Linked DNA regions of Homo sapiens: region 1 is linked to region 2. Evidence: read pairs that join two places in POLR2A ChIA-PET (ENCODE). Cell type or tissue: K562. All regions are shown on one strand. Each heading gives the region's core, and the rest is flanking DNA. Links, peaks and the distances in the headings are about the cores only. Region 1 overlaps RAB43 (RAB43, member RAS oncogene family). Region 2 overlaps LOC105374102 (a long non-coding RNA gene).

Region 1 (16,469 bases), core at 3,236-11,235, 140 kb before region 2:
AGCAACTCAATGGCTCAACCTTGTTGGAAAAATGGGGAAGCAAAGGGAAGGTGAGCAGCCCCTGTCCTGGCCCTCTAGGGTCCCCAGGGAAAGATGGAGGAAGGGGTACACTCTGAGCTGACCCAGGTCCTCCGCGTGCCCCTCCGTGTGCCCCTCTCCCCTCAGGACTGGGCCCACTGCTGCGAAAACAGAACCACCAGTGCTCAAGCGGCCGGCGGCTGGAAAGCTGGCTCCAGGTGCACTGCACGGCCAGCAGTAGGCACGGCCAGGTACCCTCCCCTACAAGAGCATCACGTACCCAGCTGTGTGTGAGGCTCCTCCAGCATTAGGGTTCCCTCAGGACTCTACAGCTTGGTGATGAGGACTGTGGGAAGGGTGACTGGTGGTGGCAATGGGCAGAGTCCTCCCATGGGGCCTTTAAGTACAAGGCAGTTTCCACCAGCTGACCCAGCTTGGCCAAAGCAAGGAGCTTTGGCCACCCATGTCTTCATTTAACACCTACTCTGCCCCATCTCCCACCAGATGTGGGCTGTGGAGAAGAGGTGCCCATGGGTGGGAGGAGCTTCCCTAGTGTCTTTTAGAAGCAGAGTCTGGCAGGATGGATACCAGGCCAGGTAGGGGCAGAGGTCTGTGCGGGGCCAGGAGGCTGCCCACTCTGGGCAGAGATCACCAGCCAAGGGGCATATGCCAGGGATCTTGGTGACCAAACACCTTGGGGATCGGGTGTGCCTTCTCTGCCCCACCAATCACAGGTTCTCATGGCTCTCTGAAGACTGACACCCAGCTTGTGGCGTGTGCCAAGCTGCAGGTCCATCAGCCCCCTTTGCAGGCACAAACACTCGGGGTGTCTCTTTACCTAGTTCTCAAGGTATGTGAGAAAGGTCTTTCTCTCAAGGTCTGTCTGGGGTGGGGAAAAGCCACAGAGGCCCAGACAGTTCCTGAAGGCAGGGCCTCTGCCCCTGGCACTGTGGAGGTGACCACCATTGCCCCAGCCCCAACACAGAAGTCTGAGAGTGAAAGCTCTGGGCCACAATGTGCCAAATAAGACTCCTCTTTCCTGAGTTGTCCCATTTACTCCTCAGTGAGTGGCTCTAAGAAAACCAGGCCTATGTTCCATAGTTCATGCGTCTTGCAGCTCATGCATGGCAGCATGGGGTGAAGTGCAAGGTTTATGTGTGTACCACACAAGCCTGGGATCCAGATAACCTCTGGTGTGGAGATAACTCGTCTCCACACATAACACGAAAGACACCGGCCAAACAACAGCAAAAACACAACACAGAAGAAACAACACAGAGGCAAAGTACTCAAACAATCGTCAATGTTTCAGAAATAGGGAAAGATTCATGGAACAAGGAAAGAATAGTATCTTTTTTGGTGAGGCGCATTCAGAAAGAAAAAAGAGCTCAATTAAAAATATGATTAACATACATGAAAAATGCAACATCAGGGTTGGAAGATAAAGTTGAAGAAATCCCTCCAAAGTAGAGAAAAAATACAAAGAAATGGAAAAGAGAGAAAATAAAATTGAAAGCCAGGTGCGGTGGCTCAAGCCTGTAATTCCAGTACTTTGGGAGGCCAAGGCAGAAGGATCACCTGAGATCAAGAGTTCGAGACCAGGCTGGCCAACATGGTGAAACCCCATCTCTACTAAAAATACAAAAATTAACCAGGTGTGGTGGTGCACGCCTGTAATCCCAGCTACTGGGAAGGCTGAGGCAGGAGAATCGCTTGAACCTGGGAGGCAGAGGTTCCAGTGAGCCGAGATCACGCCACTGCACTCCAGCCTGGACGACAGAGTGAGTGAGACTGTCTCAAAAAAAAAGAAAAGAAAAGAAAAGAAAATTAAGAAGCAGCCTAGGAGAGCAGGATAATCAGAGTTTCAGAAAAAGAGAACAATACAATCAAGGAGAGGAAATCAAGTATTTCAAGAAAAGTATCCAGAATTGACTGAGGGGCCCACCAGGCACACACACAATGGAGCAGAGCAGACCACACTGCATCCATGGGCAGAAGTTCCAGAACAACAGGCAAGAAGAAAGAACACAAAAGACCCATGTGGCATTAGACAGCCAACAAAACAATGCCTTAAAATGAGGAGAAAAATTATTTCCAACCTAGAATTCTCTACCCAACCAACCAGTAGTCAAGTGTGAGGGTTTAATAAAGGCACTCCCAGACATACAGTCCTCGAAAAATTCACCTTCCTGCTACCCTTCCTCAGGGAGTGACTGAAAGTTCCTCTACCTAAAGAAATCAACAAAAAATAAGAAAATGTGGGATCCAGAAAACAGAGAGTTCAACTGAAAAGGGAGGCAAAGGGAGATGCCAGGATGATGGAAAGAGAGATAAATCCCAGGATAATACCTGAGCAGCAGCCTAGACATCAGCCAACTTGGAGCCGGTCAGAGGGCTCCTGGAGCAGCTTCCAGCCATGGCAGCATCGCTGGTGGCAGAGTAGCCCTCCCTCCACACACACCACAGGACTGGAGAAAATATATGAGGCTGTCGTTTTTGGAATGTAGATAACAAGCGGCCTGAGACCATAACCCCTAAAAAAGGAAAAACTCATGAAAGGCACCTCATGATCATTGTGACACTCTACCTGGGAGTTTCCTGACCATGGGGCTAGAATCCAAGCAGAGCACAGTGGTCCCACTGAGCTAAGGAGGCAGAGATCAGGGTCTGGAGCAGATGATGTGATGAAATGAGAAGACATAAGTAGGGGGAGCCCAAAAGTCTATGTGAGGTGTCCCAGTGAGCTCTTGACCAGAGAGTGCCCCTTCCAGAGTTGAGAACAGACCAGAGATAGAGGTTCAGGAGTGCTAGGGGATGCTGAAGTTCCAAGCCAGACACAGTGAACAGGCCTCATTAGTGTCTCATTAGCGACCCGTATATGAGCTATCAGAACGTCACTATGGGTGAGGACCATGCCTAAAGAATAGGCCTCCATAGACCTGCCCTCACCAACATAAGCCTTGGGTTTGGAGGTTGAGTTCTGCCACATTAGCGAGGCTCAGAAACACCTTAGTCTTTCCACATATCCACCCTAACAAAACATAAAAAACAAGCCTAAACGAATAACTTCAAGGTGATCAGCCAGTAACTGAATTGACTACTAGGACAAGAATCAACACTCTTCTAAAGAAGGTAACAGAATCCAGAGTCTCGTTAAGTTATCAACCACAATTTCCATATACTATTGAAAATTGCTAAACGTGCAAAGAAACAGGAAAATATGAACCACAGATAAGGGAAAAAGCAATCTATTGACACTGATGCCAAAATGGCCCAGATATTGTATTTAGTAGGGAGACTTTAAAGCAGCGATTTTAAATATGTTCAGAAAATTACAAGGAAAGTATGTTCAAAGAGTTAAAGAAAAACATCGCCATAATGAGTGGACGAATAGGGGATTTAAGGAAATAAATGAAAAATTATTTCTTAAAACATAAATGTTTTATTAAACTATTTATTATTATTAAAATTACGGGCTGGGTGCAGTGTTTCATGCCCATAATCCCAGCACTTTGGGAGGCCAAGGCAGGTGGATCACTTGAGGTCAGGAGTTGAAGACCAGCCTGGCCAACATGGTAAAACCCCATCTCTACCAAAAATACAAAAATTAGCCAGGCATCGTGGTATGCTCCTGTAATCCCAACTACTCGGGAGGCTGAGGCATGAGAATCCCTTGAACCTCAGAGGCAGAGGTTGCAGTGAGCCCAGATCACGCTACTGCACTCCAGCCTGGACAACAGAGCAAAACTGTCTCAAAAAATATATATATGTTAAACTTAATTTTTTTTTTTTTGAGACGGAGTCTCACTCTGTCACCCAGGCTGGAGTGCAGTGGCGCGGTCTCGGCTCACTGCAACCTCCGCCTCCCGGGTTCATGCCATTCTCCTGCCTCAGTCTCCCAAGCAGCTGGGACTATAGGCGTCCACCACCATGCCCAGCTAATTTGTTGTATTTTTAATAGAGACAGGGTTTCACTGTGTTAGCCAGGATGGTCTTGATCTCCTGACCTTGTGATCTGCCCACCTCAGCCTCCCAAAGTGCTGGGATTACAGGCGTGAGCCACCGCGCCTGGCCTTAATTTTTTTTTTGAGACGGAGTTTCGCTCTGTTGTCCAGGCTGGAGTGCAATGGCACGATCTTCGCTCACCGCAACCTCCGCCTCCTGAGTTCAAGTGATTCTCCTGCCTCAGTCTCCTGAGTAGCTGGAATTATGGGCACGTGCCATCACACCCGGCTAATTTTGTATTTTTGGTAGAGACAGGGTTTCTCCATGTTGGTCAGTCTGGTCTCGAACTCCCGACCTCAGGTGATCCACTCGCCTCGGCCTCCCAAAGTGCTGGGATTACAGGCGTGAGCCACTGCGCCCAGCCTAAACTTAATTTTTAAATTAGTGGAAATTCTAGAACTAAAAATTATAGTAAGTGGAAAATTCACTGGATGAACTTAATAGCAGATTATAGATGGCAGAAAAAAAAAATCAGTGAACCTGAAGAAAAATCAATAAAGAGTTAATATGAGGAAGGGGAAAAAAGATTGAAGAAAATGAATAAAATCGGAAGGATATGTGAGATAATACCAAACTGTCTCATACTCACATAATTGCAGTTCCAGGAAAAGATAGTGATAATGGGGGAAGAATACTCAAAGAACTAATGACTGAAAAATCTCCAAATCTGATGAAACATACCTGGCTTAAAGATCCAAGAAGCTCAGCAAACCCCAAGCAGAAAAAATACAAAATACACAAAAGCAGATCACAGTCAAAATGACAGAAAACAAGAATAAAGGGGAAATATGAAAAGCAGTCTGATAAAAGACATATTCCATACATGGGAACAACAATACAAATGACAACCACTTCTCAGAATAATGGAAGCCAGAAGACAATGCTGAGAAGTGCTAAAAAGAAAAAAACAAGTGCGGAAAGAAAAAACTCTCAATGCTGAAGTACTTGTCAAACAAAATTTTCCCTCATAAGACAGGGTGAAATCAAGACGTTTGCAGATAAATGGAAGTAGAGAGAAGCTCCTTGGAAAAAAGCTGCCCTGCAAGAAATGCCAGATGGTACCACTGCACTAAAGCCTGAGCAACAGACTGAGACCCTATTTCAAAAGAAGAGGTGGAAGTGGCTGCTCTAGGGCAGGGGGTTGGCAATATCCTAAGACCTTCTGCTACCAATCCTTGTAGAACCAAATGACTCCTCAAACCACACACAAGTTAAGTTTGCTTAAAATAAAAACTAAATGAAAAACCAACAAAATAACTACTGATTAAGGTATGTAGGCCAACCAGCTGGTGAACTGTGGGCAGTAATGGAGAAGATATTTTGGGAAAGTAGACCCTTCCCATGGCTGGTAGTATTCCCATCCTATTCCCCCAAATTAGAGGAAGGGAAGGATACAGGGTAGCGGTGGTACGCTGGGGCCAACAAGCCTGAGCTCATGACCTGATGCTCTGTCACCAGCTTTGTGTCTCTAGGCTAAAACTTCATTCTGTTTTTCTTTTTTTTTGAGACGAGTCTCGCTCTGTCGCCCAGGCTGGAGTGCAGTAGCGTGATCTCTGCTCACCGCAACCTCTGTCTCCCAGGTTGAAGCGATTCTCCTGCCTCAGCCTCCCGAGTAGCTGGGATTACAGGCGTGTGCCACCACACCCAGCTAATTTTGTATTTTTAGTAGAAACAGGGTTTCGCCATGTTGGCCTGGCTGGTCTCGAACTTCTGACCTCAGGTGATCCACCCGCCATGGCCTCCCAAAGTGCTGGGATTGCAGGTGTGAGCCACTGCGCCCGGCCATTCTGTTTTTCATCCGTACAAAAAGGTGCTGTCAGAGTCAAATGACCAAACCCATGTGCCCAAGTGCTAGCATGGAGAAGGTGCTGATAAATGCATCCGTTTAACAATATTTACTGAGCTATTATAATTTTGTGGCAAATGTTTTTAATATACACAAAGGAACTTAAATGCAAAAGAGAATACATATAGTACCAAAAGAAAAACATACTAGGCTGTGTACATGAGTCGTTCATTTTTCATTCAACATGCGCTGAGCTCCTGCCTTGTCCCAGCCTCTGCTCTGGTAACTGGGGATATAGCAGGGAACGGAGCAAAACCAGCTCCATCCTAGTAAGAGGAGACAGAATGTGCCACAGATCCTTTTAGAAGGTGATCATGAGCACGCTACAGAATGTGAAAGCCAGGCAGACAGCACAGGGGGTGGATGCCAGCCTATTTGATGATCTGAGCAAGTGTCTGAGCTGAGGCCTGAGTGATGAAGAGCCAACCACATGGACGGTGTTCAGGCAGGGGAACAGGACAAAGGCTCAGAGGCAGGAGAATGCTTACCGTGTTAGAGACATGGAAAGGGCAGTGTGGCCAGATGGCCGTGAAGAAGGAAACTGGGAGGAGACACGTTCAGAGACATGGGCCAGAGCCAGAGCATATAGGATCTTGCAGGCCAAAGTTAAGAGTGTGGATTTCATTTTTCTTGCAACGTAAAGCCACTGGAGATTGTCTCAGGCAGGGAAATATGAGCCAGTCTCCTCTTTTCTCCCACTCACATATCTTATCAGCGCACCCTGCACTCCAGCCACTGCTGCAGCAACCAGCTTTGCACACACACAAAGGCCTGCCCACACCGTGCCCCTCACTCCCTGCCTGGGAGCATCTCTGAGTCTGGCCAGGGAGGCCTGCCGGAAAGCACTGTGTGCTCATGCCTCCATGACCCAGAAGAGAGAGGCCTCCGCACCCTAGGGATCACCTGTGACCAACGGGGAACAGGGATAAAGCTCTTCTCTCCCACCTCTCAGAGGGACCACTGTGAGACACATTCCTCATGCACCTTGTAAAGTCCTCAGGGTCAAGACCACTGCCCATGGCAGCTAAATGAAAGATGCAGCTCTATCTAAGCCTTGCCTCCTTCTCCAGGTCAGTCTCCAAAACAAAAGCTAAGCATGTGAGCCCTTCTCTCTGGCTCTGTTTTCCACGGGAAGCCTGGGCTAAGACAAGATGTGCTCTGGTTTGTTTTTAAAATATCACAGCCAGGCATGGTGGCTCACACCTGTAATCCCAGCACTTTGGAAGGCCGAGGCGGGCAGATCACGAGGTCAGGAGATCGAGACCGTCCTGGCTAACATGGTGAAACCCCGTCTCTACTAAAAATACAAAAAATTAGCTGGGCGTGGTGGCGGTCGCCTGTAGTCCCAGCTACTCAGGAGGCTGAGGCAGGAGAATGGTGTGAACCCAGGAGGCAGAGCTTGCAGTGAGCCGAGATAGTGCCACTGCACTCCAGGCCTGGGTGACAGAGCGAGACTCCATCTCAAAAAAAAAAAAATCACTCAGGTCACTGGGTGGAGCAGTCTTGTCATGGGATCACAGAGAGGAATTAGTGTAACAGGCAGCTTGATCACTTCACCCATGCCTACTATATTCCAAAAGAGGAGGCGGAAGCCAAGCCAGGAGAGCCCCTTCCCCAGACCAGACCCCTCCCCACCCCAACCAAGCCAGCTGGCATTAGGCAGCACCCAAGGGAGGCTGGATGAGAGCTGAATGCCTCTGATCTGTCACTTTAACTACGTTACTTTTGAAACAGGCAGGTGACAAGACACAGCAACCAGAAACCATCTTACCATCTATTGGAGAGGCCAGGCCTAGGCTCAGTGTCTCAGAAGGCAAGTAGACCCACCCTGTGGACTCCTGGGGGTCCCGGCCATCTCACTCGTCCTTGCCACTGCCTGCAGGCAGAGACCAGGAGCCGACATTATAGAGAAAAGAGGGAGGCTCTGAGGGGCGCTGGGACTCGGCCAAGGCATCCCAACGCAGAGTCCTGGACTCCAGGCTGGCTGTCTCTCTGCCTTGGGAGAGGCTGGGACCAGCAGGGACACTTGGGCTCCAAGTCCCCACTGCATCTGCCCTAGCTGTGCCCTCCTCCTACCCACTTATCCCCACCTCCCTACCGCCACTCCAGCCTCTTACCAGGGTCTACACAAACGGCCTCAGGCCTGTCTCCACACCTCCAATTCACCCAGTCCATTTTCTGCACACAGAACAATGCAGCTTCTGAAACAGTGCTAGGATCTTGTAACTCCTCTGCCGTCAACCCTTAGGTGGCAACCCCAGGATCTGCCTCTAGCTGCCTGCTGGCCATTCCTGGAGTACTCCAAGGCCTCTGCACCGAGGCCCTTGTCCTTGGTGTTCCCTGCCTGAAAAGCTCTCCCAGACGCCCATGTGACTGGCCTCCTCATTCATTCCCATCTATGCTTTTTTTTTTTTTTAGATGAAGTCTCACTCTGTCACTCAGGCTGGAGTGCAGTGGCACGATCTCTGCTCGCTGCAACCTCCGCCTCCCAGCTTAAAGCAATTCTCCTGCCTCAGCCTCCCAAGTAGCTGGGATTACAGGTGTGTGCCACCACGCCCGGCTAATTCTTTTATTTTTAGTAGAGACAGGGTTTCACCATGTTTGTCAGGCTGGTCTCGAACTCCTGACCTCAGGTGATCTGCCCGCTTTGGCCTCCCAAAGTGCTGGGATTACAGGCACGAGCCACCGCACCTGGCCAAGAGGCCTTTCTTAAAAGAGCAGTCCCATCCTGTCCCAACCCCAATTTATTTTTCTTTAGTGCACGTCACTGCCTGACATGCACACACACACACATGCACACACACTTTTTAAAGGTTTACTTTCTCTGCCTCATGAGTTCCACAAGGGCACGGGCTGCATCAGGCTAGTTTTCTGCAATCTGCATAGCACCTAGCACAGTGCCTGGCATGTAGAAGGTGCCCGACAGAAACATAATCTGGAGGAGAGTACTGAGGACCATTTTGCCCCGTGAACCTTTTACACTGTCAGCTGAGCGAGCTGTACATTGTTATGGCTAAGGTGTTTTTCACTGCCCAGGGGACATAAACAACCTTAAACTGCTGAAAACATCTGCCAAGTTGAGAGCGGAAACCGCACTTTCTCTATCCCCCACCCCCAAGCTCTCCTCCTGCACACTCACCTGACCAGCCACTAACCTGACCAGCCAACAGGGACTGTAAACTGTGAATGAGCTCCAAGCCCTCTCACCTAGCATATCACCAGCTATTTGAACTTTTCCCAGCAGGCTTGTCTTATAATTGACTTTCGGGGAAAGGTGAAGTCCAGAAGCATCTACTGGACCCAGAGGGTATGGGTAAGGCCTAATTAGGGAGGAAAAGGGCTCCCAGAGTGTGTATGCTCAGAAAAGCAGCACTCCCCCTCCTCTCCCACTCAGCAAGGGTTGGCAGGTAAGTTTCATATGGGGTGGGGATTTCAAGGCTGCAAGGGTTTCAGTCCTGGGCTTCAGGCCCTTCTTTCACCTTGGTGACAGAAGGGCTCAGTCCTGCCCATCGCTGCCTCAGTCGGGAAGCACATGTTGGGTGAGGGATAAGGCTTCTTTCCTCTTCTAATCTCTAAACATAACTCCCAGCTTATACTACGCTCTGAGTCTCCACACTCATGACAAGGCAGTGCTGTTCTCGCCGTTATCTTTTCTGGGATAAACTGCATTCATCTTAACCTTTTGGTGCACTCCTACCTACCCTTCAGGACCCCAGTTCAAAAGTCTCTCATTTTCCCTGACACCATGGGCCTGTGGTCCAACCCTGAGCAGAATTAACTCTTCTTTCCTTCATGTTCCCATAGCTCTTTACTCTTGCCCCTACAACAACACACATCACAGAATGGGTTATCCATCTAAGTCAAAATGTCCCGCACTATTGGGCTTTGGGGCCAGACAAGTGACATAAAAGGCAGTAAGGAGACAGGACTTGTGGGACCCGCTGGCTATCAGAAAAGGATATGCTATCTAAAACAAGTTCAATAGTAACAAACCAGCCAACCACCCTTCTGCCGGCCAAACAAAACAGGCTTTAGGCCAGGGTGGGAGGCTGAGGTGGGCAGATTACCTCAGGCCAGCAGTTCAAGACCAGCCTGGCCAACGTGACGAAACCTTGTCTCTACTAAAAATACAAAAATTAGCTGGGCATGGTGGTACATGTCTGTCAGCCTGGTTACTCAGGAGGCTGAAGCACGAGAACTGCTTGAACCTGGGAGATGGAGGTTGCAGTGAGCCGAGATCGTGCCACTGCACTCCAGCCTGGGCAACAGAGTGAAACTTCATCTCAAAAAACAAACAACAACAACAAAACAAAACAAAACAAAAAAAACAGGGCCAGGCGCAGTGGCTCATGCCTGTAATCCCAGCACTTTGGGAGGCCAAGGCAGGCAAATCACCTAAGGTCAAGATTCGAGACCAGCCTGGCCAACATAGTGAAACGCTGTTTCTACTAAAAATACAAAAATTAGCCGTGCATGGTGGTGGATGCCTATAATCCCATCTACTCAGGAGGCTGAGGCAGGAGAATCACTTGAACCTGGGAGGTGGAGGTTGCAGTGAGCCGAGACCATGCCATTGCACTCTAGCCTGGGCAACAAGAGTGAAACTCCATCTCAAAAAAAAAAAAAAAAGTTAACATTAAAAAACAAACAAAAAGCGGGCTTTGTAGTGGAAATTGACCTCGGGCTACCACTTGGCTCCTGGTTCCTATGTCCCTCTCTTGCCATCAGGAATGGGTTCCCTGAGGAGAAAGACCCTGTCTTATTCCTCTTGGCACCATCAATACTTGCACAGTGCCTGCACAGAGAAGGGCCTCAACACATCAGCAGTCCACTGTGGGCAGGTCCCAGTAGTCAGGCCCGTGCAGCAGGGCTGAAAGCTGCTTTCCAGGGATTCCTAGTTCACGTTCCCACTGAGTGAGTTCAGATGTGCCCCAGTGGGAAATCAATCCTGCTTACTAGGTTAAAAGCACCACTGAAGTTCGGCTCTGGGACCTGTGTCCAGCATCTGTCCCTCCCAATGGAAACAGAGGAAGGTTTTACTTGACAAGACTTTCTCCTGAGTAACGAAGCAGGCAGTGGAAAGTTCCTTGCTTCTTCATATTAGAGAGGGACCTTGGAAAAGTTAGTTCTCAGGACAAACTCTGAAAACTGGTCAGACTGACCCAAATACAAGTTCCTGAGCTATTTTTCATTGTGTCTTGGGATGTGGTAAGTCAAACCAGGAGGTGGAGTTTGTGGGCCATGCGAGCTCCTGACTGCCGCTGTCCCTCCTCCCACCATGCTGTGGTCCTCCAGGGAAAGGTTTGGCCCTGGGCTCACAAGCAGGCCACAGGCCAGGGAGTGAAGCACTGTGAAGCACCATGGTAAGACAGCAAAACCTCTAGCATATTAACCAGCTAAGGACACAGCCTGCCACCATCTGGCCAGACAGGTGGAGAGAGACCAAAGCAAGGACAAGAAAGGTAAGACCAGGCTGGACCAGCGACACAGGCTGGCGGCAGGCAGAGCAGACTGCAATGCATGCAGTCTGGTGTCGGGGGCACAAATTCTCCTCTGCAATAGGGGAGTAGAGGACCAGGACAGACTCTCATGCCCAAAATTCCTCCCACCTCTTAAAAATGAGTGCCTGAAGGCCCAGCATGAGAAATGGCTTTCTTTGTCCCTTGTTACAATGCAGCTCTCCTTGGGAGGCTTGGTGGCGATGCAGAGTGAAGAAAAATCCAGGATGTGCGTTCCTGTTCCTGTACTCCACCAGCACGTGATGAGGGATGGCCCTGTCAGCTTCTCGCAGTTCAAGTTTCCTCCCCAGTCACCCAGGAAGCACAGTAACCCACGACGTTTTGCAGGCCTGGTGAAAGCAAGGGGCCAGAGGCCATGAAAGCCAGGAAGGCAGAGTTCTGTGGGCACCTGGCACTGTCTGTCAGTGCTCCCTGTGTGTCAGGCCACTTCATCCCGTGACAACCCTAGAAGGTGGGTCTCATTACTCCTTATGTCTGAGGGGTCACAGGAATGAAGCATCAGCAGAGGTCTGTCTGACTCCGAAGCCTGGTGTCCTTTACCATGGACGCGGCTCCTCCGCAAGCACATAGAAACTGCTTCCAAGAAATCTCACTGCCACTGGCACCTCCTGCAGGAATCAAACCCGTTCCTGAACAGCTTGGATGAGAAAAAGGTGCACTGTGGGAAACGACCCTGGCCTCTGGCCAACAAGTCCTGCCTCATCTGCTTGCCAAGTGCCACCTCTTCCGGGTATTCCTCTTCCTCGCAGGAAGCTAAGGGCATCCACGACCAGCCTGCTGCCACCCAAACACCTTGCTTGCTTGCAGGCTCCTTTCAGCACCAGGGAAACATTTGGGGTAATGAGGAAACCAAGGCAGCGTGCAGGAGCTCGCGGTGGGCACCGCTCAGCTGGGGGGCCCATCAGGAAGGGTTTTCAGCAAACATTGACAGCATCCTCAGAGTCAGGGCTGCAAGTGCCAGTGTCCCTGGTAGACAGCCTCTTGGAGCCCTCACAGCCTCCACAAGAATTCCCGTAAACCCCACACCTCTTTTCCCCAAATTCCTCCGCTGCAAGGGCCCAGGCACAAGGGATTCAGATGTCCTATGGCCCACACTGAACAACCCCAACCCTCAAACCATCCCTCCAGTTCCCTGCTACTTTGGTCATCAACGATGGCCCAGACTGGCCTCACGAGTCCCTCACCCTCACCCTCCAAGCCACTCGGTCACCTCTTCAACTCTCTAGAGCAAACCCTCCTCCCCGGGCTCCCAGGCACAGCTGGCTGTTTCGCTGCCTATGGCCCCCAGGCCCACAGCCTGCCAGTGCCACCAGGCTGGCCCTCGTATTTGCCATGCTCTCATCTGCCCCCATTCTCCAGCTGCATGCAGCTTAGACAAACATCACACTCCTCCCTCCCAGGGCCACAGCTCTGCACAGAGGCAGCCATGGCGTTCAAAGCCCTGCCCATCTCACTTCCCTAGGAATCTCTCATGAATCTTCCAGGGCCTCCCTCCCCTTCACGCCTCTGTGGCCCTGAGGAGTGTGGATTAAAGCCCCCCACCAAGCTCCACAGAACTCAGCACACCTCCCTAGGACAGCCACGGCAGCCACATGGCCCTGCCTTCCAGGAACAGCCCTGACTGTCCATGTTTGGCTGGCTGTTGCCACAATGTGTGGAGGTGAAAGATGAGTACTTGTCAGGCCATGCAGTCCAACTCTTGGTTCAGAAGCCTCAGTTACCACAGCCACAGCATTAATAGCATTGCATGCTAATTACCTGTCTACATATATTTTCTCCACCAGAGGTGAGTCCCCAGAGACTGCCTCTTACTTACCTTTCTCTCTCTGGTACCTAGAACAGTGCCTGGGAGAGAGCAGGTACCTAAGGAATCAATGAACAAATAAACCATGCACAAGTTGCCATGCTATGTAATTTACATACAGGGTGTCAGATGGGTAATTCTCAGCCAACAACCATAACTAAGCTCGACAGAGTACCACCTTCCAGGTTCCAAGGGTTCTTCCCTTTTAGCCCTATTTCAACTGGTCTGGTGCTCCAAATGGAAGGCCGTGGCTCTTAAGCGATCAAGAAATAAGTCCAAAGAACAAAGAGAAATCTTTAGAAATCAACAGAAATGGAGAAAGCTGGTAAACACCACCCTAACCAGGTGATCAAACAGGCCCCATTACTAGTATGGAACGTGGCACCGGGGGCTGCCTCCTGTGCTGCAGGATGAAGCCCACAACATCCCCTAGGACGCATTCTTGCCAGAATGGTTTAACTTTAGGCTCATCGAGTCCCCACATTTCTAGCTTACAGGAAATACAAGGAATAAAGAAACAAGTGAAAAGACAACATAAGGAAACCATGAGAAAAAACTACAAGGTGACTCCTACAAAAAAAAAAAAAAATCATGGCTTGTACTGATCTGTAAATTAATTTAAAAAATCAGTGTCATTTGGCTGGGTGCGGTGGCTCACACCTGTAATCCCAACACTTTGGGAGGCCAAGGCGGGCGGATCACGAGGTCAGGAGATCGAGACCATCCTGGCTAACATGGTGAAACCCCATCTCTACTAAAAATACAAAAAATTAGCCGGGCGTGGTGGCGGGTGCCTGTACTTCCAGCTACTCGGGAGGCTGAGGCAGGAGAATGGCGTGAACCTGGCAGGCGGAGCTTGCAGTGAGCCGAGGTTGCGCCACTACACTCCAGCCTGGGCGACAGAGCGAGACTCCGTCTCAAAAAAAAAAAAAAAATCAATGTCATTTAAAAAAAAAGGAGGTGTTGCCGGATGTAGTAGCTCATGCCTGTAATCCCAACACTTTGGGAGGCTGAGGCAGGTGGACCACCTGAAGTCAGGAGTTCAAGACCAGCCTGGCCAACAGAGTGAAACCCCGTCTCTACTAAAAATACAAAAAAAAATTAGCCAGGCATGGTGGCGGGCGCCTGTAATCCCAGCTCCTTGGGAGGCTGAGGCAAGGAAAAGTGCTTGAACCTGGGAGGTGGAGGTTGCAGTGAGCCGAGATCGCACCACTGCACTCCAGCCCAGGCGACAGTGAGAGACTCCATCTAAAATAATAATAATAATAATAATAATATTAAAAGTTAGAATTAAGTCTAAGTAACTTGGTACATAATGTAAAAAAAATTTTGGAATGGGCAATGAGGAGAAAGTAAAAGTGTGCTTGGTTTTGTCTTTTCCTTTTTTTTTGTGAGACAGGCTCTCACTCTGTCACTTAGGCTGGAGTGCAGTGGTGCGATCCTGGCTCACTGCAGCCTCGACCTCCTGGGCTCAAGTGATCCTCCCACCTCAGTCTCCTGAGTAGCTGGGACTACAGACAAGCAACACCATACCTGGCTAATTTTTTTATTTTTTGCAGAGACAGGTTCTCCCCATGTTGCCCAGGCTAATCTCAAATTCCTGGGCTGTAGCAATCCGCCCGCTTCTGCCTCCCAAAGTGTTGGGATTATGGTGGTTCTTGTCTTCTTTAGGTGAAAAAAACAGATCCTGGTAGATAAATTTAAACATGAATTTAAAACTTAATAAAATCAATAGAAACAGCACTATATTTCCAACTTACTAGAAGGCAACGTGGAAGAGAACTGATCAATTCAACAAAAGCAAGCCAAGAGGTAGCTGGATAAATGGGGAAAGAGTATGCTTCCTTCTTGCCTGCCTTCATTCATTCAATAACCAAAAGGTAAAGTACACTGTGCCAAGTGCTTTGATACCTAAGACAAAGTCCATGCCCAGCAGCGCTGAGTGCCTGAGGGTGGAAGGAAGCAAACAGTAACAAACAAGTGAAGTATGACTTGGGGCAATGCAAAGTACTAGGACAAAAAAACAAAACAAGGCAAGTAAGGGCATAATGTTGAAAACATTCTGTGGCTGGGCGCGGTGGCTCACGCCTGTAATCCCAGCACTTTGGGAGGCTGAGGCGGGCGGATCACGAGGTCAGAAGATCAAGACGATCCTGACTAACATGGTGAAACCCCGTCTCTATTAAAAATGCCAGGGGTTGGTGGGGATTGAGAAGTGAGAGTGGCTGCTTATGGTGATGAGGTTTCTTTTGCGGTGATGAAAATATCCTAAAATCAACTGTGGTGATGACTGCACAACTCTTTGAGTATATTAAAAAACAAAAAACAAAAAACAAAAAAAACACTGAATCACGCACTTTAAGTGGGGGAATTTTTATCATATGTGGATTATATCTCCATAAAGATTTTTTTTTTTTTTAAGGAACTTGGGAGAGTGCTACTTTAGACAGGATAGTAAGGTAAGATAATTCAGGGAAAGCAAAATATCAATCTGTTGATGTATGCACTTGTACCACAAATGCACAGCAAACTGGCCCCAAGCCTATCTGGTCACACCTCACCTTCCACCCATCACCATGCGCCTTCCCAAGGGTAGGGGACTCCTCGAATTCCTAGGTGGTCTCCTTTTTTCACTTCACATGCATTTCTCCCTCCGTGTGTTCTGTTAAAATGTGGAGGGTGCCCTCCAGCCCTTTCCTGAACTCTTCTAGTAGAGCTTCTAGTAGAGCTTCAAGAGTCCATGGCTGGGCGCAGTGGCTCATGCCTGTAATCCCAACACTTTGGGAGGCCGAGGTGGGCAGATCGCTTAAGGTCAGGAGTTTGAGACCAGCCTGGCCAACATGGTGAAACCTCATCTCTACTAAAAATATAAAAATTAGCCGGGCGTAGTGGTGTGCACCTGTGGTCCCAGCTACTCAGGAGGCTGAGGCAGAAGAATCACTTGAACCTGGGAGGCCGAAGTTGCAATGAGCTGAGATGGCACCACTGCACTCCGCCTGGGTGATAGAGACTCTGTCTCAAAAAAAAAAAAAAAAAAAAAAGAGACCTGTGCTGCCAGCCATGGGATCCAGCAGCACCCTCCCATCAGATGTTGATCCTGCTCCTCACTCTCCCACTCATGCAGCCAACACATGTTGAGGGCTTATTCTGGGAAAGAAACCCAAAGAAAACTGTAGCGTCAGAGTTTACACTGAAGTATTGGCCTTGAGATTTCAATAATAAAACTGATTTTTTTCTAAGAGATTTTTCTACATATTTCATAGAATTTTCATGTATT
Region 2 (16,469 bases), core at 3,614-11,613:
AGCTACAGCATCACTAGGTGGTGGGAATTTTTCAGCGCCATTGTAATCTTGTGGGCCACTGTTGCATATGCGATCCATCATTGATCAAAATGTTGTTACATGGCTCATGACTGTAGGTGGCTATTAAGGCTCCTTCTGGCTGCAACGGCCTATAAACCCGGCAGTCAATAAGCACTTGTTGAACTCTTAGACTGAGCAATTAATTGCTCACCAGGGGTGCCTGGAGGTTTGTGTGCACAAGGCCATCCAGGCTGCAGAGTGGAGGGAAGACTGGAGAGGGGTAGAGGGGGTGGAGGCTGCTTCAGGAGCCCAGGGAGGCAGACTGGGACCAGGGTGGCACAGGGTGGGAGGGTCAGGATGGATCCTAGTGACCGTGCAGGAAATGGGCTACGGAACACCTCTCCTGGGAAGCTTGTTCCCCCAACCTGGTGCTGTCCGAGGTTTATCCATTTCAATCAATGATGTTGGCTTATTAAAGCCAGGAACAGAGGTGTCACCTTGGATCCCTTCCACTGTCTTGCTTTACCCACCCATGTCAATTCTACTTCCAGATAGATCTGACAAGGGTCCTCTTTCCTCCCTCTCCACCCTGCTCCACCTTAGTCCAAACCATTTGCCACTTTTCGTCTTTGCACTGGTCGATCTCCCCGCCTTCTCATTCCTCAGGTTTCATCTGCTACGTGGCCTCCTAACAGAAGGCTTCTCTGCCCATCCCCATGACAGGAGGTCCTCTCTTGATCTCTGTCACAGCTTCCTCTTTTACCCCTTATGAGTTTGCTTACTTTCTCTAATAATAACTAGCATTTATTGAGCACCTACTGTGTGCCCGATGCAGTTCTAAGCACATTGCATTATAGTAACCCATTTAGTGCTTATTTACCCAACTCTGTTGTATAAATTTTTTTTTTTTGAGATGGAGACTTGCTCTGTTGCCCAGGCTGGAGTGCAGTGGTGCGATCTCGGCTCACTAAAACCTCTGCCTCCCAGGTTCACACCATTCTTTTGCCTCAGCCTCCCAAGTAGCTGGGACTACAGGCACCCACCAACATGCCTGGCTAATTTTTTTGTATTTTTAGTAGAGACAGTTTCACCGTGTTAGCCAGGATGGTCTTGATCTCCTGACCTCGTGATCCACCCACCTCGGCCTCCCAAAGTGCTGGGATTACAGGCTTGAGCCACCACGCCTGGCCTCCCTATTTAAAAATTTAAAAAATTTCTCTATTTAAAGTTAATTCCAAAGCTAAGGAAACTGGTTTAAAACTATCACCTCAGCTAGACTGTGGCCATTATGCGGGTAGAGATTTTGCCTGACTTGTTTATTTTTATTATATATATATATATTTTTTTTTTTTAGAAGGCGTCTTACTCTGTTGCTCAGGTTGGAGTGCAGTGGCACGATCTCGGCTCAACTGCAACCTCTGCCTGCTGGGTTCAAGCAATTTTCCTGTCTCAGCCTCCCGAGTAGCCGGGACTATAGGCGCACGCCACTATGCCTGGCTAATTTTTGTATTTTTAGTAGAGATGGGGTTTTGCCATGTTGGCCAGGCTGGTCTCGAACTCCTGACCTCAGGTGATCCACCCACCTCAACCTCCCAAAATGCTGGGATTACAGGCATGAGGCTCTGCACACAGGCTTGTTTCTGGTTTTATTTTTGTTTAATTTTTTTAAAGGAATCACTTCCTGGCTGGGAATTGAACCCAGACTGCTGCAGTGAAAGAGCATAATGTTAGCTACTGGCCCACAGCATGAGACTCCCGGTCCTGTTTGTTGCTCATCCCCAGATACGCAGCCTGGTCTACAGGAAGAATTCTATGTATATTTGCTGAAGAGACAAAGAAGGATGTGGATGAATTGGATGTGGAGAATGAGAGGAAAGAAAATGTCAAGGATGGCTCTAATTTCTGGCTTATGCAACTGAGTGGTGCCATTGAGAGAGGTGAGCTGGTCTGCAGGGACTTGGAACAGGTTGATGAGTCTGGTTAGGGAAACGTGGAGTTAGGAAATCAGTTCCTATGTTGTGCTGTGTTGGGAGCTCTGGGCTGGGTGGTGGATCTAGATTTAGGTGTCATCAGCACACCAGTGGTAGGTTGGTTGAAAGTGATTGAGATCACCCAGGGAAGCTTGCTGAGTGAGAAGAGGAAGTCTAGGGCTGAGCCGTAAGCAAATGCCAACATCCAATGGGCAGCAGGAAGGACCCTGCAAAACAGTGTGAGATGCAGCAGGCAAAAAAGGGAAGTGAGAAACCAGGGCAGGTGACCTCCGGAAGCCGAGGAAAAGAGAAGAGGGTACCATGTGGTACTTGTAAGCATCACAGGGCTGGAGCAAGCTTTTTTTTTTTTTTTTTTTTTTTCCTTCTCTTTGGTCTGCATCATCTTGGCATGCACAATTTCTTTTCTTTTTTTTTTTTTTTTGAGACGGAGTCTTGCGCTGTCGCCCAGGCTGGAGTGCAGTGGCATGATCTCAGCTCACTGCAACCTCCGCCTCCTGGCTTCAAGCAATTCTCCTGCCTCAGCCTCCTGAGTAGCTGGGATTGCAGGTGCATGCCACCACGCCTAGCTAATTTTTTTGTATTTTTAGTAGAGACAGGGTTTCACCGTGTTAGCCAGGATGTTCTCCATCTCCTGACCTTGTGATCTGCCTGCCTCGGCCTCCAAAGTGCTGGGATTACAGGCATGAGCCACCACACATGGCCGCAATTATTATTATTATTATTTTTGAGACAGAGTTTCGCTCTGTCGCCCAGGTTGGAGTACAGTAGAGCAGTCTTGGCTCACTGCAACCTCTGCCTGTCAGGTTCAAGCGATTCTCCTGCCTCAATCTCCCAAGTAGCTGGGACTACAGGCATGCGCCACCACGCCTGGCTAATTTTTGTATTTTGAGTGCAGACAAGGTTTCACCATGTTGGTCAGGCTGTTCTCTGAACTCCTGACCTCAAGTGATATGCCTGCCTTGGCCTCCCAAAGTGCTGGAATTATATGTGTGAGCCACCATGCCTGGCCTGCATGCACAATATTTTAAAACATGTTGAGTCTGTTGCCAAAAATTTAAAAATCAGAGTATTTCTTTTGAAATCTCCATTTCCAGTTTCTCTGGAAAAATCTCAAGATTGGCCATTCTGGGCCTGAATTCCTGCATACCAACAGCCAGGTGCAGTGACTCACAGCCGTCCCGTTACCTGAGGTGTGCACTCTCCTATTTGCCTCAGTCCCTACCTCTCTCTATCGTATCCCTGCCACCAGAGGCCTAACAGATATTATTCACCATCTCTCTTGCATTACTGCTTTTCTTCTAGTAAAGTTAAGAGAAGGGAGAGGACTTCTTAAGTTTATGTTACTGTTGAAAGTGAGAAAATGGTACACCCCTATAGTCCCAGCTACTACAGAGGAGGATCCTTGAGCCTGGGGGTTGGAGGCTGCTGTGCCCTATGATAGTGCCTGTTAATAGCACTCCAGCCTGGGCAACATAGCAAGATCTTGATTCTTACAAAAGAGACAGAAAAAAAAAAATAAAGTGGGAAAATGAAAGATAGACAGAGACAGTAAGTATCTCTTGAAAAATAGGAGGAAGCATATTTCTTTTTTTGTCATTGTTGTTGTTGTTGTTTGAGATAGGGTCTTTGTCACCCAGGCTGGAGTGCAGTGGGGTGATGACGGCTCACTGTACTCTTGACCTTCCAGGCTCAGATGATCGTCCTACCTCAGCCTCTTAAAAAGCGTATTTCTTAATGAATATGAATAATACTTCTATATTTTACTCACTTGCCTTCTCTGCTTAAGATAGTTCTTTTTTTTTTAAAAGCTTATAAATAACACAAATTTATTTCTCACAGTTCTAGAGGTTGGAAGTCCACAGATTCACTGTCTGGTGAGGGCCTGTTTCCTGGTTTGTAGATGGTATCTTCTTGCTGGGTCCTTACACTGTGGAAAGGCTGAGAGATTTCCAGTGATCTCTGCCTCCTGGGGTTTATGGCCTGTGTCAACTCCTCCCTTTGAAAGTGGGCTGGACCTAGTGACTTTATTCTACCCAATAGACTATGACTAAAGGTGATGGGATGCTCCTTTGTAATAAGGTTACCAAAAATTATTACTTCCCTCTGCCAGCAGACTCTCTCTCTTGCCTTCTTGGTTGGCACACTGGGGAGAAGCGAGCTGCAGCGTTGGAGAGGCCCATGTGGCAAGGGACTGAGAGCAGCCTCTGGCCAACAGCCGGTAAGCAACCAGTGAGCAACCGAGGCCCTCAGTCCCACAGCATGTGAGGAACTGAGTCCTGCCAATGATCATGTGATACTGAAGGAGGGTCTTTCTTTAGCTGATCCTACAGATGAGAATCTAGCCCTTGTGCTGCCTCATGAGAGACCCTGGAGCAGAGGCCCCAGCTGAGCTATGCCTGGATTCCTACCCACAGAAACTGGAAGACAATAAAAGTGTCGTTTATGTTTTTTTATTCTGGTAAAAATCATATAACATGAAATTTTTCCATTCTAACCATTAAAAACATGTCTTTTTGTGTGTGTGAGACAGGGTTTCGTTCTGTCACCCAGGCTAGAGTGCAGTGGTGCAATCTCGACTCACTGCAACCTCTGCCTTTCAGGCTCTAGTGATCTTCCCACCTGGTCAGCCTCCCAAGTAGCTGGGACTACAGGTGCGCACCACCATGCCCAGCTAGTTTTTGTTTGTATTTGTAGTAGATATGGGGTTTTGCCATTTTGCCTAGGCTGGTCTCGAACTCCTGGGCTCAAGCGATCCACCCTCAAAGTGCTGGGATTACAGGCATGAGCCACTGTGCCCAGCCTTATTTTTAAAATTTTTTAAAATTTTTTTATAGAGAGGGGTCTCAATATGTTGCCCAAGCTGGTCTCAAACTCCTGGCCTCAAGCCATGTTCTCAAGCTTCCTAAAGTGCTGGGATTACAGGTGTGAGCCACCATTTCTTTCTTTTTTTTTTTTTTTTGAGACGGAGTCTCACTCTGTCGCCCAGGCTGGAGTGCAGTAGCACCATCTCGGCTCACTGCAAGCTCCGCCTCCCAGGTTCATGTCGTTCTCCTGCCTCAGCCTCCTGAGTAGCTGGGACTACAGGTGCCTGCCACCATGCCCGGCTAATTTTTTGTATTTTTAGTAGAGACGGAGTTTCACCGTGTTAGCCAGGATGGTCTCAATCTCCTGACCTCGTGATCTGCCCGCCTCAGCCTCCCGAAGTGCTGAGATTACAGGCGTGAGCCACCACGCCTGGCCCATGCCTGGCCATTTCTAACCATTTCTTTTTGTTTATTTGAGACAGCATTTCACTCTGTCGCCCAGGCTGGAGTGCAATGGCAATATATCGGCTCACTGCAACCTCCACCTCCCGGGTTCAAGCAATTCTCCTGCCTCAGCCGCCTGAGTAGCTGGGACTACAAGCGCATGCCACCACGCCTGGCTAATTTTTTGTATTTTTAGTAGAGACGGCGTTTCACCGTGTTAGCCAGGATGGTCTTGATCTCCTGACCTCGTGATCTGCCGCCTTGGCCTCCCCAAGTGCTGGGATTACAGGTGTAAGCAACTGTGCCTGGCCCATTTCTAACCATTTCTAAGAGTACACTTAGGCCACACATGGGGACTCATGCCTGTAATCCCAGCACTTTGGGAGGCGAAAGCAGACGGATTGCTTGAGCCCAGGAGTTCAAGACCAGACTGGGCAATATAGCAAAACCTTGTTTCTACAAAAAAAAAAAAAAACGAAAATGAAAATTAGCTTCACATGGCGACCCACACCTATAGTCCCAGCTACTTGGGAGGCTGAGGTGGAAGGATCACTTAGGCCCAGAGGCAGAGGTTGCAGTGAGCCGAGATCATGCCACTGCACTCCAACCTGGGTGACCAGAGTGAACTTTGTCTCAAAAAAAAGTACACTTCAGCAGCATTAGCTATGTTCACATTGTGGTATAAGAGATCTTAGAACTTTTTCATCTTGCAAACTGAAAGTATATACTCATCAACAATTTCCATTTCCCTCCCTAAGCCCCTGGCAACTACCATTCTGCTGTTTCTTTGAGTGTGACTACTTTAGGTACTCAAATAAATGGAATCATACAGTATTTGTCTTTTTTTTTTTTTTTTGAAATGGAGTCTCGCTCTGTCGCCCAGGCTGGAGTGCAGTGGCACGGTTTTGGCTCACTGCACTCCGCCTCCTGGGTTCACGGCATTCTCCTGCCTCAGCCTCCCAAGTAGCTGGGACTACAGGCGCCCACCACCACGCATGGCTAATTTTTGTATTTTTTTTTTTAGTAGAGATGGGGTTTCACCGTGTTAGCCAGGATGGTCTCTATCTCCTGACCTTGTGATCCGCCCACCTCGGCCTCCCAAAGTGCTGGGATTACAGGCATGAGCTACTGCGCCCGCCCGTATTTGTCTTTTTATGGCTGGCTTATTTACTTAACATAACATCCTCAAGTTTCATCCATATTGTAGTAAGTGAATGATTTCCTTCTTTTTAAGGCTAAATAATATTCCATCATATGCCATATTTTTCTTATCCATGTATCCTTCAATGGACACTTGTGTTGCTTCCACATTTTGGCTATTGTGAATAATGTGGCAATGAATGTGAGTATGCAAATATTCTCACTGACATCCTGCTTTCCATTCTTTTGGGTATATATCCACAAGTGGGATTGCTGAATTACATTATAATCCAATGTTTATTTTTTTTAGGAGCTGCCCTACAATTTTCCACAGCAGTTGTACCATTTTATATACCCTTCAACAGTGTAAAGGGAAGGCCAGGTATGGTGGCTCACGCCTGTAATCCCAGCACTTTGGGAGGCCGAGGCGGGTGGATCACCTGAGGTCAGGAGTTCAAGACCAGCTTGGCCAACATGGTGAAACACCGTCTCTACTAAAATACAAAAATTAGCCAGGCATGGTGGTGGGCACCTGTAATCCCAGCTACTCGGGAGGCTGAGGCATGAGAATCGCTTGAACCCAGGAGGTGGAGGTTGCAGTAAGCTGAGATTGCGCCATTGCACTCCAGCCTGGACAACAGAGTGAGACTGTCTCAAACAAAACAAAACAAAACAAAACAAAACAAAACAAAACAGTGTAAAGGGTTCCAATGTCTCTACATCCTCACTAACAATTGCTATCTTCTGTTTTTTTGGTAGTGGCCATCCTAATGGGCACAAGGTAGCATCTCGTTAAATGTGCAGGGATTTTTGTAGGGTTTATTTGTGTGTGTTTTTTTTTGAGGCAGGGTCTGTCTGTCTCCCAGGCTGGAGTGCAGTTGTACAATCATAGCTCACTGCAGTCTCTACCTTCTGGGCTCAAGCAGTCCTCCTGCCTCAGCTTCTCAAGTAGTTGGGACCACAGGCGTGCACCACCCTGCTCAGTAATTTTTTACATTTTTTGTGTATAGATGGGGTCTCACTATGTTGCCCTTCCTGCTCTCAAACTCCTGGTGTCAAGCGATTCTCCCTCTCATCTTGTCCCCACAAGCGCTGGGATTACAGGCGTGAGCAACCACACCCAGCCCCAGCTTTCTCTTTGTGATGACTCTGGGGGAACTTTGTTTCACTTCTCTTGCTCAACCTTTCAGCAACATTTGAAACCAATGACCACTCCCTTCTTGGAATTCACCAAAGGAAATGGTATGTTACTTATCTATTGCTACTTAAAAATGATCTCAAAACTTAGCTGCTTAAAACAACACATGGTTGGGCACAGTGGCTCATGTCTGTAATCCCAGCATTTTCAGGGGCCAAGGTGGGAGGATTAATTGAGCCCAGGAATTTGTGACCAGCCTGGGCAACATAGCAAGACCCCATCTCTACAAAAAATACAAAAATTAGCCGGGTATGGTGGTGTGCGCCTGTGGTCCCAGCTACTCGGAAGGCTGGGGTGGGAGGGTCGCTTGAGCCTAGGAGTTCGAGGTTGCAGTGAAACATGATTGAGTCACTGCACTCCAGCCTGGGTGACAGATCCAGACCTTGTCTCAGTAAATAAATAAATAAGATAAAATATAAAAGAGAAGGCTAGGGACATTGGGTAGAGCAGATCCTAGTGGAGAAGTGGGGGTAGTGGCTGGCCTAGAAGAGAAGAGGCAAAGACAGGGAGTGAGTAAGGGCCACTCTTTTTAAGGAGCCATCTCTAGATTTTTATGGGTTGTCTATATTCTTTCCTGCGAAGGAGAGAGAAATGAGGAGTAGGAGATGGTGAGAGAGAGGGTTTTGTTTTCTTTTTATTTTTACGTTGGGAAAGAAACACCTCTGGCAGGGCACGGACCACAGCCCAGGCTGGATGGCTCCGGAGCTTGCACGTTACCCAGGATGCACTGCTGGCTTGCCTAGTTCTGAAGTAAAATAATGACTAATATAAACCAGCAATATCCTGATATTTTTTCCTGATGACTACTTTGAGTCTTTTTTGGGGAGTAAATATCAAATATTTAATTATTTCAGGTATTCTCCCTCCCTTCCTTGCTCTCTCGCCTTGGTGCCCCTGCTTGACTGGGGTGCAAATACTTGTTTACTGTGTCTCTTGGGCAATCCAGCTCTGTGCTCTTCCTCCCCTACCCACCAACTCCTGTTTAGGGCTCTTCCAGCCAAGCTCACATATAGTAGGTCCCCAGTGACATGTTTTGCATGAGAAAACAGTCATCCAATGGCTGCACTTCCTGGGGACTTCTAAGCTCAAGGCCCTTCCCAAATTGCTCCATAAACACCCTTCAGGGAGCTGATGGAATGGGATCGGGGCAAGGCGTAGCGAAGTGGGCAGTCCTTGCACAACAAATGCACGTTGCTTTATTCACACGAAGTGATTTGTGTACACTCCATGATCAGGGAGATTTTAGCTATTATGGAAAGGCAGACTTGTTCCAGGAGATTTTGACTACAAAATGTTATGGACCCAGGTACAACCCAATGTTTACTGTGCCCACGTTATGATGGTTTGAACAAGGAAGTGCCACTGAGGGGTTGGGGTGGGGGGCATAGGCCTGGAAGACCTCATCATAGACACTCCCTTTTGGTTTTTTGGACTGTCATTATTCTCAGTCTGCTGGTGGGTGGAGATGTTCCAAACCCTTCCTATTAATTGTCACCAGCTCCTGGTGAGTCACTAATAGCTATTCCACCACACCAGCCCTCCGGTCCTCCTGGAGGGTGGGGAGAGCTTGCAGACGGCTGCTTTTCCTACTCTACAGTGGCAGGAAAGCTGGCTCTTAGGAACCTAGAGGCTTTGCTGCAGGCCTCTTCAGCTTACAGTCACACACTCAGAAGAGCAGGATGGTGTTAATTTGCTTCAGAACTTAGGATCCATAAGAAGCTGGGTAGGTAGAGTGCCCTCAGATCCCCAGACCAGGGCTCTTTCAACTTTATCACATGAAAAGAAACTCAACCATTTGCACACAGATATTGATTAGGCTTTAGATGTTACATTATGTTTTTCTTCTTAGTAAACCCTTAAGTGATCAATGTAAAGTGATCTGGAGTGCAGCAGCAGGATCACAGTTTACTGCAGCCTTGAATTACTGTGCTCAAGTGGTCCTCCCACCTCAGCCTCCCAAGTAGGTGGACTACAGGCACATGCCACCACACTTGGCTAATTTTTAAAATTTTTGTATGAATGGGTTCTTGCCATCTTGCCTAGGCTGGTCTTGAACTCCTGGGCTCAAGCGATCCTCCTGCCTTGGCCCCCCAAAGTGCTGGGATTATAGGCATGAGCCACTGCAACCAGCCTGGAATTTCTTTCTTTTTTTTTTTTTTTTTGAGATTGAGTCTCGCTCTGTTGCCCAGGCTGGAGTGCAGTGGTGCGATCTCGGCTCACTGCAAGCTCTGCCTCCCGGGTTCACGCCATTCTCCTGCCTCAGTCTCCTGAGTAGCTGGGACTACAGGCGCCCGCCACCATGCCCAGCTAATTTTTTTGTATTTTTAGTAGAAACAGGGTTTCACCGTGTTCGCCAGGATGGTCTCCATCTCCTGACCTCGTGATCTGCCCGCCTTGGCCTCCCAAAGTGCTGGGATTACAGGCGTGAGCCACCGTGCCCGGCCCCAGCCTGGAATTTCTTATTGCAGAAAAAGAGCAAACCTGGAGTTGCTCAGACCAGGGGGCTGGAATCTTGGTTCTGGTATTCATTCATTTAACTGATATGTACTGAGTACCTATTTTGTGCCATGCCCTGTGGATATGGCAGACAAGGAACTTACATTCCAAAGGTAAACAGAAGATGATAAAAAACAAATGCTGACTTTGGGAGGACAAGGCGGGTGGATCGCCTGAGGTCGGGAGTTTGAGACCAGCCTGACCAACATGGAGAAACCCCGTCTCTACTAAAATTAGCTGGGCATGGTGGTGGTGCATGCCTGTAATCCCAGCTACTTGGGAAGCTGAGGCAGAATTGCTTCAACCTGGGAGGCGGAGGTTGTGGTGAGCTGAGATCGCACCATTGCACTCCAGCCTGGGCAACAAGAGAGAAACTCTGACTCAAAATAATAATAATAATAATAATTATTATTATTATTATTAGCGGAGCATGATGGAGCATGCCTGTAATCCTGGGGAGGCTGAGGCATGAGACTCTCTTGAACCCGGGAGGTAGAGGTTGCAGTGAGCCGAGACTGGGCCACTGCTCTCCAGCCTGGGCAACAGAATGAGACACCATCTCAAAAACAAACAAACAAACAAAAAACAAGTGCAGTTAATTTTATGTGTCCACTTGACTGGGAGTCAGATGCCTAGATATTTGATCAAACATTATTCAGGGCAGGGCATGGTGGCTCATGCCTGCAATCTCAGTGTTTTGGGATGCCAAGGCAGGAGGATGGCTTGAGGCCAGGAGTTCAAGACTATCCTGGGCAACATAACAAAATCCTATCTTTACAAAAAAATGGAAGAAAAAAACATTAGCCAGGTATGGTGGCATGCAACTGTGGTCCTAGCTACTTTGGAGGCTGAGGTGTGAGGATTGCCTGAGCCCAGGAAGTTGAAGTTGCAGTGAGCCGTGATACTGCCACATGGACGGCACTTTAGCCTGGGTGACAGAACTAGACCCTGTCTCTAAACACACACACACACACACATGCACACACACACGCGCGTGCACAATGACAACAACAAAACCACACACACATTATTCTAGATATTTGTGTGAGGGTGTTTTTGGATGAGACAAACATTGAAATCAGTGGACTGAGTAAAGCAAACTGGACTTCTGTAACATGGGTGGGCTTCATCCAGTCAGTTTCAGAGAAGTATCATGGTTGTCCAATAAACAGATAAAAGATTTTCAGCTTCTGGAAAAGCAAATTAGGCCCTAGTGAGATACCATTTAGATCCACTAGATCGGCAAAAAGTGAGTTTAATCATACCAAATTGGAGTGGATGTGGATCCATGGTGGGAGTATGATTGGTGGAAACGCTTTGGAAAACAATTGTTCATCCTGTAAAGTTGAACAGCCTAGGCATTTCCCCTCCTTGGTGTGTATCCAAGAGGCAATCCTGCATATATGCATGAGAACACAGGCACAAGAACATTTATAACAGCATTTTTTTAGTAATAAAAAAACTAGAAACCATGTAAATGCTCAGCAAGAAGAAAATTGGTAAGAACATTGTGGTATATTCACCCTAGAATATTATATAGTAGTGAAAAAGATAATGGTGATTACATCAAGTCCTAGAATACTACCTATGGTATGATACCATTTTTATAAAGCTCAAAAACTACTAAACTCATTGTTTAAGCGTGTCTATATATGTATTTTTTTTTTCAAAAGGGAGGGAGACAATATGTTAAAATTTCAAGATGGTAGAGTTACTCTGGGGTGGGCAGGGCATGATGGCATAGGGGAGAAGCTCTGGTTATTGGTAACGTTCCGGATTGGCATTTGGGAGGTGAGTTCGTGGGTGTTCATGGCATCATTATGGTCTAAAACTTACACATGTTGACATATATTCCTTCGTTTGAATGAAGCATAAATAAAAAATGTACAAAGGAAAAAAGAAATGGCTGATTTTCTGCTTGTTACTTTGCTGCATGTTCCTAAAGCTCCCTCCCTCCAAAATATATGTTTTTTTCCTGATAAGAGAAAAATGAAATATATTAAGTAATCTCTTTTTTTTTTTTGAGACGGAGTCTCGCTATGTCACCTAGGCTGGAGTGCAATGGCGTGATCTTGGCTTACTGCAACTTCCGCCTCCCAGGTTCTAGCAATTCTCCTGCCTCAGCCTCCTGAGTAGCTGAGACTATAGGCGTGCACCACCATGGCCAGTTAATTTTTGTATTTTTAGTAGAGACAGGGTTTCACTATGTTGGCCAGGCTGGTCTCGAACTCCTGACTGCAGGTGACTTCTTGCCTCGGCCTCTCAAAGTGCTGGGATGACAGGCGTGAGCCACTGCACCTGGCCTATATTAAGTAATCTTGGAAATGCCTCTTGCTAAATTCAGGAATCATTACCAGTAGAATTGTGTTAGCATGCTCAGAGAAATGGTGTAATAGGTTGGGCTTGGTGGCTCATGCCTGTAATCCCAACACTTTGGGAGGCTGAGGGGGGAGGATCACGTGAGCCCAGGAGTTTGATACCAGCCTGGGCAACATGGTGAGACCCTGTCTCTATTTTATTATTTTTATTTATTTATTTATTTATTTTTTTGAGACGGAGTTTCTCTCTCGTCACCCAGGCTGGAGTGCAATGGCACAATCTCCACTCACTGCAACCTCTACCACCCGGGTTCAAGCGATTCTCCTGCCTCAGCCTCCCGAGTAGCTGAGATCACAGACGCTCACCACCATGCCTGGCTAATTTTTGTATTTTTAGTAGAGACAGGGTTTTACCATGTTGGCCAGGCTGGTCTCAAACTCCTGACCTCATGTGATCCACCTGCCTCAGCTCCCCAAAGTGCTGGGATACAGGTGTGAGCCACCGTGCCCGGCCCGTCTCCATTGTTTTTTTTTTTTTTTTTGAGACAGAGTCTCACTCTGTCGCCCAGGTTGGAGTGCAGTGGTGCGATCTCCACTCACTGCAACCTCCGCCTCCTGGGTTGAAGTGATTCTCCGGTCTCAGCCTCCCGAGTAGCTGGGATTATAGGCGTGCACCACCATGCCTAGCTAATTTTTGTATTTTTAGTAGAGATGGGGTTTCACCATGTTGGTCAGCCTGGTCTCGAACTCCTAACCTCAGGTGATCCGTCTGCCCTGGTCTCCCGAAGTGCTGGGATTACAGGCATGAGCCACTGCACCCAGGCCCCTGTCTCTATTTTTAAAAATAAATAAATAAGGCTGGGAGTGGTGGCTGACGCCTGTAATCCCAGCACTATCCGAGTCAGAGGTGGGCAGATCACAAGGTCAAGAGGTCAAGACCCCTGGCCAACCAACATGGTGAAACCCTGTCTCTACTAAAAATACAAAAATTAGCTGGGTGTAGTGGTGCACGCCTGTAGTCCCAGCTACTCAGGAGGCTGAGGCAGGAGAATCGCTTGAACCCAGGAAGGCACGGGTTGCAGTGAACTGAGATCGTGGCACTGCACTCCAGCCCGGGCGACAGAGCGAGACTCCGTCTCAAAAATAAATAAATAAAACATAATAAAAATAAATAAATACATACATACATAAAAAGGGTAAAAAGAAAAATGGCATAAGGAAAACATGTTTATGAAGCTGATGGGACACCCCGGGTTGTCTAATAACCGTGTGTCCAGGTCAAACCTTGATTTTACCCCGAGCTCTCCTTTTAGTTGATGGCTTGTGATTCAGGGTAAGTAGCAGTCTGTGGAAACCCAGGAAACTGGTTTGATTCCCAGCTGTGTCATTCAGTTGGCATGTGTCCTTCATCAATGTACATAATGTCTGAGATTCAGGTTTGTGCCAGTGAAGTCAGCATGATGTTTACTTTGAACTTTCATTAGGTGGGCTCAGGATAAAATACATGAAGTGCTTCTCGCCTGGTGAGTCCTTGATAAACGCTAGCACTTGTATTGTGGTCCTCCTGCCCCAATAATGATCACACCTTAGCACAATGTTGCCCTTCACAGTTTGCAAAGGCGGGGGCGCTTATATTCATGATCTCATCCTAAAAAAGTCTAATTTTTGTTAACAACAGCTCATATGTATAGAGTACTTGCTATTTTTACAAGTATTATGTAACAGTGGGTGCTCAACAAATGCCGAATGAGTGAGGGCATAGTTTCAAAAGTGGGCGTGGGTGGACAAGAAAACAGGTGACTTACTGGAAAACTCATTTTATGAGGCTGGAAGCTGCCTCTAAAGCAAGGGTAGTCCTGAGTCTCCCTGTTATATTGAAGGGAGTTAGTCCCCGGACTCTGAAACTGCCCTGGGTCACCCTAGTGGACAGACAGGGCCTGGCATGGGGGCTTCAAGCCTCTTCCAGCTGTGCCGTCGCTAAAAAACTAGAGGTAAAATTAAAGAGTTGGTGCCACCTAGAGGGCAAGAGAGTGCATCTCAGAAGAGGGCTGCGGAAATCCTTAGAATATGGAAGGTGGTGGTGGTTATAAAGAATCATAAAAATAATCTCTATTGGCCTGGCATGGTGGCTCATGCCTGTAATCCCAACACTTTGGGAGGCCGAGGCGGGAGGATCACTTGAGGTCAGGAGTTCAAGACCAGCCTGGCCAACATGGTGAAACCCCGTCTCCACCAAAAATACAAAAATTAGCTGAGTCTGGTGGCACACGCCTGTAGTCCCAGCTACTAGGGAGGCTGAGGCATGAGAATCGCTTGAACCTGGGAGGCAGAGGTTGCAGTGAGCTGAGATTGCACCACTGCACTCCAGCCTGGGTGACAGAGCTACACTCTGTCTAAAAAAAAAAAAAAAAAGAAGAAGGGGTCTAGACTTAAATAACTCATACAACTCTAAATAAAAAGATAAAATAATTTTAAAACGAGCAAGGGATATGAACAGCTATTTTTTCAAAGAAGATGTACAAATGACCAATAAGCACATGAAAAGATGCTCAACATCAGTAGCCATCAGGAAAGTGCAAATTGAAACCTCTTCACACCCACTAGCATGGCTATAATCAAAAAGACAGTAACAAGTGTTGACAAGGATATGAAGAAATTGAAACCCCCATACACTGCTGGTGGGAATGTAAAATGGTGCAGCTGCTTTGGAAAAGCAGTTAGACAGTTCTCAAAAAGTTAAACATAGTTACCATATGACCTAGTAATACCACTCTTAGGTATAGACCCAAGAGAAGTTAAAACATAGGGTTGCACAAAAGCTTGTACATTAATGTTCACAGCATTCACAGCTTTGTTCACAAGAGCTAGACTGGAAACAAGCCAAATGTCCATCAACTGATTAACAAACAAAATATAGTAAATCCATAAAATGGAATATTATCCAGCTACAAAAGGAATGAAGTACTGATTCATGCTATAACATGTCTTGAAAACATGCTAAATGAAAGAAGCAAAACACACAAAAGACTACATAGCATATGATTCTGTTTATATGAAATATCCAGAACATGCAAATCTATAGACAGAAAGTAGATTAGTGGTTGCCAGGGGCTGGGCAGATGGGCAAATGGAAAGTGACTGCTAATGAATAGCTTTCTTTTTGGGATGATGAAAATGTTCTCCAATTAGTGCGGACAGGTACATAAACTTTTTTTAATATACTAAAACCCACTGAATTGTACACCTATTTATATATGCATGTGTGTGTGTGTGTGTGTGTGTGTGTATATATATATATATGTATATACACTTTTTTTTTTTGAGACAGAGTCTCGCCCGTCACCCAGGCTGGAGTGCAATGGCACGATCTTGGCTCAGGGCAACCTCCACCTCCTGAGCAATTCTCCTGCCTCAGCCTCCCGAGTAGCTGGGATTACAGGCATCTGCCACCATGCCCAGTGAATTTTTATATTTTTAGTAGAGACGGGGTTTCACCATGTTGGTCAGGTTGGTCTCAAACTCTTGACCTCAGGTGATTCACCCTCCTCAGCCTCCCAAGTGCTGGAGGCGTGAGCCACCTCGCCTGGCCACCCCTATGTATTTTTTGAGACAGGGTCTTGCTCTGTTGCCCACGCTGGAAGTACAGAGGCATGATCATGGCTCACTGCAGCCTTGACCTCCCAGGCTTAAGCAATCCTCCCATCTCAGACTCCTGGAGTAGCTGAGACAAGATAAAAATCAGTTTAGTCCTCAGATGTACCATAACTTCCTTAATCATCCCTTTATTGATAGACATTTAGGGTGTTTACAATTATTTTGCTGCAAACTGCTGCAGCAGGCAACTTCATTTTCTTTTTTCTTTTTTTTGAGACAGTTTCGCTTTTGTTGCCCAGACTCCAGGCTGGAGTGCAACGGCGTGATCTCAGCTCACTGCAGCCTCCGCCTCCCAGGTTCAAACGATTCTCCTGCCTCAGCCTCCCGAGTAGCTGGGATTACAGGTATGCACCACCACGCCAGGCTAATTTTTTTTTTTTTTGTATTTAGTAGAGATGGGGTTTCACCATGTTGGTCAGGCTGC

The links. ChIA-PET counts read pairs that join two places held together with the same protein. Peaks named below come from ENCODE experiments on the same cell type or tissue, not always from the same donor. Only the 100,000 strongest peaks of a DNase experiment are listed, where the experiment ranks them.
Region 1: POLR2A ChIA-PET joins it to region 2 with 5 read pairs; 13 of 35 experiments call an interaction of 5 or more read pairs at or near these places.

The regions. Positions count from the first base shown.
Region 1 is chr3:129,095,299-129,111,767 of GRCh38, forward strand. All of the region lies in intron 1 of RAB43 (RAB43, member RAS oncogene family), which reads right to left. The region is part of intron 11 of ISY1-RAB43 (ISY1-RAB43 readthrough); the gene reads right to left. Among named protein-coding and RNA genes, the nearest start is that of RAB43, 18 kb to the right of the region's middle. In K562, for the core only: no CTCF peak of the experiment used is centred there; no DNase peak of the experiment used is centred there.
Region 2 is chr3:129,231,553-129,248,021 of GRCh38, forward strand. LOC105374102 (a long non-coding RNA gene) reads left to right here. Exons shown (of 3, transcript XR_924473.3): 2 at 1,783-1,937; 3 at 4,105-4,459. Among named protein-coding and RNA genes, the nearest start is that of COPG1, 9.8 kb to the right of the region's middle. RefSeq lists enhancers at 1-357, 2,223-2,342 and a cis regulatory region at 14,070-14,610. In K562, for the core only: no CTCF peak of the experiment used is centred there; a DNase peak (open chromatin) is centred at 7,539; H3K4me3 peaks cover 375 bases.